Regions from separate parts of the Homo sapiens genome. Here region 2 is linked to region 1. The links are chromatin contacts, found by Hi-C or POLR2A ChIA-PET in ENCODE. All regions are on one chromosome and are shown on one strand. The core of a region is the stretch at or near the end of the contact, and the rest is flanking DNA. Distances in the headings are between cores, read along the strand shown.

What was found. A loop is a pair of places that touch in the nucleus more often than their neighbours do. ChIA-PET counts read pairs that join two places held with the same protein, here RNA polymerase II (POLR2A). Pooled maps may share reads with other maps.
Region 2: a loop to region 1 is called in a pooled map, with 3 times the contacts of the local background. The contact joins the promoter of PITHD1 here to the promoter of NIPAL3 in region 1. A Hi-C loop is called at or near these places in 1 of 37 single-sample maps with no recorded cell type and 2 of 50 pooled maps. POLR2A ChIA-PET finds 5 or more read pairs at or near these places in 3 of 52 experiments (HEK293, T-cell and activated T-cell).

Annotation. Positions count from the first base shown.
Region 1 is chr1:24,414,045-24,417,881 of GRCh38, reverse strand. NIPAL3 (NIPA like domain containing 3) reads right to left here and starts at 2,080. Exons shown (of 12, transcript NM_020448.5): 1 at 1,978-2,080. It also overlaps a transcript of STPG1 not described here.
Region 2 is chr1:23,776,166-23,780,002 of GRCh38, reverse strand. PITHD1 (PITH domain containing 1) reads right to left here and starts at 1,585. Exons shown (of 6, transcript NM_020362.5): 1 at 1,290-1,585; 2 at 522-565; 3 at 62-139. The coding sequence starts at 1,487. It overlaps ELOA-AS1 (ELOA antisense RNA 1), which reads left to right and starts at 1,706. Exons shown (of 4, transcript NR_038280.1): 1 at 1,706-1,804. RefSeq lists enhancers at 1-655, 1,909-2,861 and silencers at 1,206-1,255, 1,346-1,655.

The DNA.
Region 1 (3,837 bases), core at 831-3,330:
ACTCCCTGAGGCTTCAGAGAGCTGCCTCCTGTGTATCCTGTAGCTTCCAGTTCCTTCTGCTATCCGGCCCTAGGCCCAGGAATTCTGGTTCATGGTGTGGACAGCACATACATATGTGATAAGGGGAACACCATGTCCAGTCCTGGGATACAACAAATGCAGGTTTAGCATAGGGACAGCTACAGAAACCATTTGGCTTGGTTTCACTTTGTCAGAGGGCCTCAGGATGAAATTATTGCTACTACCTGCAGACGAGGTTATATATCCAATATACAGACATGAGATGTAAGCATTCACCGGGTAACTTTATCAGGTAATTCACATCCCATAGCTAGACTTCCCTGCCTGTAAAACCCTATGAATATGTGTTTGCAATCTTGTGGAAAGCATAATTGTTCACTATACTTTCACGTACATGTGAAAAGCATTATTGTGTTACATTTCTGTAAAAATGTTTTAGCATTTGTAATAATCATAAGAGCCTTAAGAGTGGCTCAGGGTTCTTTCTACCTCTGAGAGGCCCCGGGAAGCATTCAACCATGAAGCAGTCATGGAGTTGAGGAGCGCAAACTCCAGTGAGGTGTTTGCGGAATACCCTGTTCAGTTGCTCCCAGCTGAGATCTAGCCCAGAGCCTGACAGTGACTTCTATACATACCAACCAACTGACTAAATGAGATCTAGCCCAGAGCCTGACAGTGACTTGTATACATACCAACCGACTGACTAAATGCAGGCTGGTTAAGCACTGGGTGCACTGTGGCCCCTTCGCAGTCAAGAATGCCTTTCTAAGGCCTAATCAACCACAACTCCAGAGCTTCAACAAGCAGATATACTCAGCCCCACCCACAGGAGGTCAGAGAAAGCCAACAGACCTTAGCGACATGTCAATCAAGGGAGTGGTGGGAACCCAGGCCTCCTAACATCCTTCAGAGTAGTTTGCCCAAGTGCTTTTCTGGTTTTGCTTTTGTTTGTGGTGGTTGGCATTGCTGTGGTTTAATTTTTCTTTTAAAAAGCAGCTTCCCTCTCTGCCTCAGGAACTCGCAGGCCTCTGAAGCATCGCCTGCAAAGATTGAAGGCTCTCCCTCAGCTGGGTGGGAGTCCGGACTGAAAGCCTGGAGGAACCCTTTGCAAGCTGTACTCCCTTATAAGACACATACTTTTCACCTGGTGACTCTCTTTTCCTGATTTCGAAGCATTTCTTCAGGACCTACATATGCCCGAGAGGCAAGCAGTCACCTCTGCGTTGTCAACCACCCCACAATTAGAGCACGTGGTCACTGACCCAAGGAAGGAATGAGAATTCACTAGGTGCTCTGCTTCCATTCCCACCCCGTTTATCTCGATGACGGATTTCACCAATCCCACAGAGCACGTTTTACAAATGAGACAGCCGTGGCTCATAGCGTCTGTATTCGAATTTGCCTCTTTCTGAACAAATCAATAAAACACGCTCTTTCCCACCACCCGACGATCTGGCTTCTGGAGGTGAGCGCCAGTTCCCTGCCAAGCTTCCCGTTCCTCGGCTTTGGCTCACGAGAAGGTTACATTCTTCCGTCCCGTCCCACTGAGCTGGAAACTTACAACTCGAGGAGACAGCACCTCTGTTCCAGAAGCGGGCTTAGACCAAGAACGCCTCCCCTCATCCCACCTGCTAACTCCACCATCTGCTGCCGCCAGGAAGCCCGAGCCGCTCGGCACGAAGAGGAGAAATTCTGGCAAAGTTAACTCCATGTCACTTCCTGGTTTGGTAGAGCCTGGCATCACCTTTAGTAAGGTAGCCCATGCCCCCGCTCCTCTTGGCCTCGATGCAAAACTGGAAAGAACATTCCAAGGCAACGGGACCCAGGTTGGCGAGGCTGGTGACAGTAAGAAGGAAGGGTATGTACACTAGGGGACGTTAGGTGACTTCGCTTTTTCCAGAAAAAAACGAAGGTTAAATTCAATTCCCCTTCCTCCCGGTGTTAATCACTACTCACCGGCGGCGTCTCCTCTAAGGCCCACCTATCAAAACCTTCTGAGAAATGACTCGGACTCTTCGTGCAACCCGGAGGCACAGCCTCCTTCATCCCTTCCCAATTCAGAGCTGCCAAGATGCTGCAGTGTTTTGCTTTCAAAGGTCGCGATTTGATTTGCCAGACTGCCTGCCAGTCAGAAGTTGGCAGGCATTTCGCGCAGGCAAGTGGCTGCGAGGACGGGGAGTAGGCGGGACAGCCCCTGGCAATTGGCTGCGCTGCAAAGCTTGCTTGAAGCATAAGGGAGCGACCTGGGGCTAGAGCTTGGCGCTCACCTGGAGCGGGGACCCCCTAGCGGCCACAGGAAGAATGGTGCGGCGACTCCCCTGCCCCCTCTCCCGCTGTCCCAGAGAGCTTAGGTGGTTGCTCGCCTCCACCTGCCCGGCAGGTGGGCCTGGTTTTAGCAGCCTGCCAGGTGTCCTCCCTTCTTATCCTCATAGCCACCTTCCGGGCTTTGCTCCTGCTGTTCCCCTACCCGACGCTCTCACCAAGTATTCAAATCCAAAACGTCCTTGAAGACCCAGCGCTCCCCAGAGCCCTCGCGAGACTTGGGACCAAACATATCTCTCCTTTCCTGCCCTCCTGGAACACCTGTCGGATACCAAGCCTCCCAGCAATACTGAAGGTCCTGAAACGAGCCCAGCGCTTGGTTAATGTTTCTATAATGTACATAATTATCACGGCCATGATAATTAACATGCGCATGGAGTTTTACAGATGACAAGCTTCTCATCGCTCACACGTTGTCATATACACGCATTTGCTTTCAGATCGTCACAGCCATGAGTGAGACTTGAAGCCCGTTTTACGTATGAAGAAATGTCATTTGGGCCTAGACATCAACAATGAGAAAGAGGCAGTTCTAGTCTCAGATCGTGGGGCAGAGAAAGCTCCTTGGGAACATGGGAGAGGAACGAGTTGGTGCATTGTAGAAACTGCCCGAAGGCCAGCAGGGCTGGTGAGAGATTTTTCTGGGGGCGTGGTTGGGCCTGCGATCTGAGGGACGGGCCAGGGACAGTTTATAAATAACATATTTGGGGGCCGGCGCGGTGGCTCACACCTGTAATCTCAGGACTTTGGGAGGCCAGGAGGATCACTTAAGCCCAGGAGTTTGAGACCAGCCTGGACAATATAGTGGGACCCCATCTCTACAAAAAAATTTAAAAATTAGCCGGGCGTGGTGGCGAGCGCCCGTGGTCCCAGCTACTCAGGAGGCTGAGGCGGGAGGATCGCTTGAACTCGGGAGGCGGAGGTTGCAGCGAGTCGAGATCGCGCCACTGCACTCCAGCTGGGCGACAGAGCAAGACCCTGTCAAAAAAAAAAAAAAAAAAAAAAAAGCTTGGATTTCACCCTAAATTTAAAGGCGAGCCATTGGAGGACTTTAAGCAGGGGAGTGACAAGGTCGCTGAGACCGCCCTGCCCTGAAGCGTGTGAAGAGGGGCTCCTGGAATACTAAGTGGCTGCCCTTGTATAGTCGCCCATGTCAATTTTTTTTTTTTTCTTCTGTTAGAAACAGGGCTTGGGGCCGGGCGTGGTGGCTCACGCCTGTAATCCCAACACTTTGGGAGGCCGAGGCGGGTGGATCACCTGAGGTCAGGAGTTCGAGACCAGCCTGGCCAACGTGGTGAAACCCTGTCTCTACTAAAAATACAAAAAGAATAGCCTGGCGTGGTGGCGAGCGCCGGTAATCCCAGCTACTCAGGAGGCTGAAGCAGGAGCATCGCTTGAACCTGGAGGGCGGAGGTTGCAGTGAGCCAAGATTGCGCCACTGCACTACAGCCTGCTCGACAAAGCGAGACTCTGTCTCAAAAAAAAAAGAAACAG
Region 2 (3,837 bases), core at 336-2,835, 640 kb after region 1:
AAATGTTACCAGAAAAAGAGAATTAGGAGCTCCTTTGAGGGCCTAAGCCTTTGCCACTTACAGTCTCATCTCAGAGGGGTGTGAGTCATCATCCTCTCCCATTATAATGATGCCTTTGAGCTTGACATTGCCCGTAAATCTGCCAGAATGCAAAAGAGAAGGTTGTCAAACCTGAGTTTGAATACCTGTTTAGTTGTGTGACCCTGGGCAAGACCCTTCCCCTGTATGGGCTTCAGTTTACTCATCTGTCAACTTGTACTAGATAATTTCTAAGATCCTGTCTACCTCTAGCATTCTACAATTCTAAGAAATCTACCTCAATTTCTCAGTTATTGTTCTACAAATACATCTGTTTCCAGTCTGCACCAAGAAAGCTATGATGCTTTCCTCCTCAAACCCACCAAAGTAATTTATCCCATTTCTAGAAGCAAATGTGTGCTCTTGACACCAGTGAATGAATCCATCTGAGGCAACTGGGTACAGCCTATTTAGCCTGAGGTAGGCACCAAGGAGATACTTACGGAATATTAAACAGAAGCTCTTCATCTGCATCACTTTCAACAAACTGGAGGGGATGGGGAGGGGGGAGGAGAAAGCAACAAATATTTGCTGAGAGCCTACAATTTCAGGCATCTCCCACCCTGCTCTACAACTGGGGTGCAATGGGAAGAGTCACTCTCCCTTGGTTTTCCAAGACTTATTAACTTGAAGCTAACCAGTCTTATCCAGTGTCATAACAGCCACAGGCCACCCAACTGGAAGGTTCTTAACAAAAAGCCCATGAATGAATTTCCAGGGTCGAAGAGCCTTCTGAAGTGTGAACTGAAAGGCAGGTGTTTATGTGCATTTTTCTGAGAAGAAGGTCCACTGCTTTCAAACAGATAGCAAAGGGGCCTGCGACCCCACAATGTAAAGAACATTTGCTCTATATGGGAACCACCTTTCATCTCCCTAGGCTCATCTTCACCAGGTAATATGATGAGGCAGCCATTAGCACCAATGGTCCAACGGCCCTCACGACCATCCTCTCTAGCCCACACAGCCCTGGAATAGAGCGTTAGGCTGTGTAGCTTGACAAAACTGTCCCCGTTCCCTCTAGGCCTCAGTTTCCCTATATGCAAAATGGGGAGACAACGCTGCTCGCCTCCCAAAGAGCTGGCAGGAGACAGGCACGGAAAAGCGCTTGGCAACCAGGCTGTCGTTATTCTTAACATCAGAAATGAGTAGACCGACGGCCCGAGGCCCCACACGCACCCTGCCCCGCCCGCCCCAAGCCCCAGGCGGCCCACCTTGGAGCGGTCGGTCCGCTCCTCCCACGGCTTGAAGACGCCGCGGCCGCTGCCCTCGCGGCTCTCGTTAAGGCATTGCAGCCGCTCCAGGTCGATGCGCAGGTACAGGCCGTAGGCCAGGCCGCGCTGCTCGGGCGGCTCCTCCCGTTCGGCGGCGCAGCGGCAGCCACCCCCGCCGTGGCTGTGACCGTGCGACATGGCAACGCCGCCACCTGCGCGTCCTCTCGGCCCCACCGCCGCGCTCGCTCGGCTCGGCTCGCCTCAGACCAGCTCCGCGCCGTTCAGCTCCGGCAACTAAGCGCGCCGCGCCTGCCGCGTCGTAAAAAGCGCCGCTGCGCGGCGCATGCGCGTGGGGAGAAGGCGGGGGGGCGGGGGGGGTGGGGTCGAGCGGAACTGACGTAGGACGCGCGCCTCCCAGGTGCCAGAGTTCGTATATGACTCCAGTCCTGGCGCTGGATGCTGCTGCTGTTCCAGCTTCCTAGGTGTGGAAACTGAAGGACCAAGAGATTAAACAGGTGTGCTGAGTAAACTCACAGGCTGAGATTCGAATTATCCTCCCCCGACGAGGATGGAGCCTTCGCTGTCTTCCTTGATCGCCACGTTTCTTTGCGAGCCGATGAAGGAAAGCGTGAGGAATGATAAGGCCCTGGAGACTGGAGAACGCGAGCTTATCGCTGTCTCACATGCGCACGGCTTAGACGTTGAGAGCTCACAGGCCCACTTGCATAACCACTTTCTTGATAGCGGGGTTACAGCTTGAGAGCATGGGGCTTTGTGCACGGCCAGACCTAAAGACTACTCCTGGGTCTGCTACTGGCCATTGTGACACCTTAAGTCATTTCCCCTATTCTGAGACTCCGTTTCCCCGTCTGTAAGGTGGAAAGAATAGTATCTGTTTCATAGGATCACAGTGAGTATTAAATGAAATAATGCAATTAAAGAACTCAGCAGGCCGGGCGCGGTGGCTCACGCCTGTAATCCCAGCACTTTGGGAGGCCGAGGCGGGCGGATCACGAGGTCAAAAGATCGAGACCATCCTAGCCAACATGATGAAACCCCGTCTCTACTAAAAATACAAAAATTAGCTAGGCGTGGTGGCGCGAGCCTGTAGTCCCAGCTACTCGGGAGGCTGAAGCAGGAGAATCGCTTGAACCCGGGAGGCAGAGGTTGCAGTGAGCCGACATCGCGCCACTGCACTCCAGCCTGGCGACAGAGCAAGACTCTGTCTCAAAAAGAAAAAAAAAGAAAAAACTCAGCAAATGGCTGACACATGATGGGCATTCAGTAGCCGATGGTTATTACGGTCAAATCCAACCACAGCAACTTACTAGCTGCGTGGCCTTGGGCAAGTGACTTGATCTTCTGAGACTCAGTTTACCCCCTGTGAAGTGAAGGGATTGGACTAGATGATCTCTGCGTTTCCTCCCCCATGTGATATTTCAAAGTACTTTTTTTCGAACAGCTGGTTGTGGCCTGTCAATAGGTTTTAAAATCCGTTTATAGAGAATTGTGATCAACATTTAAAAAAAAAATAGAATACAAAAAAAAAAAAACCCAGAATGTATCACACATTTCAAGTCTCAATTGATGAAACTTTTGTTTCAGTTTTGAGTTTGTATTCAGACACAATATGATGTGTTTTTCATATTGTGGGTTGAGATCAAAATAATTAAAAGTCACTGTTTAGAGGTGAAATAATCTTGTTTTCAGGATAGAATGTTTTCCTACTCCCTGGTGGGGAAAAGACAGGATACAGAAAGAGAGTTATGGGATACCCTGGCTACCCTCTTCCCTTCACATCTGGCTCTGGAGTGCTCAGTGGGGCTGGTGAAGTATAGACCAAAATATCCATTTTTTCAAGTTCCATTCAGAAATATTTTCTGGGCCACATGCAGTGCCTCATGCCTGTAATCTCAGCACTTTTGGGAGGCCAAGGTGGGAGGATCACTTGAGCCCAGGAGTTTGAGACTAGCCTGGGCAACATAGGGAGACCCCATCTTTACAAAAATAATTAAAAATATTAGCCCAGCATGGTGGCTCATGCCTGTGGTCCCAGCTATTTGGGAGGCTGAAGTGGAAGGATCTCCTGAGCCTGGGAGGGTGAGGCTGTAGTGAGCTGTAATCATACCACTGCACTCCAACCTGGGTGTCAGAGCAAGACTGTCTCAAAAAAATAAAAACAAGAAAAATATTTTGATGTCCTATTTTAGTTACTTGTGCAATAAGCAAGCTTGGTTCTGTTTCAAAATAGCTCAGTGCCGTGAATTATTCCTGCTTTTAGGTCACAGTTTCAGGTAAGGGACCTGGAATGTGGCAAACAGTAAATGTTTACTTGACTGATATACTTGGTAGCCTTTCTTTGGTAAGAGTGTCCTTTTGAAGAACCAACTCAGGCCTTACCCCGGAGATCTACTCATTTTGGCTTTTTCCTGTTGCCTTCATTAATGATTTATTTGAGCACTGTGTGCTAAGCACATTATGTAGTTCATCTCAATTAATTGTCACATGAACTTTAAGAGCTAGGTACAGCCAGGTGTGGTGGCTCACA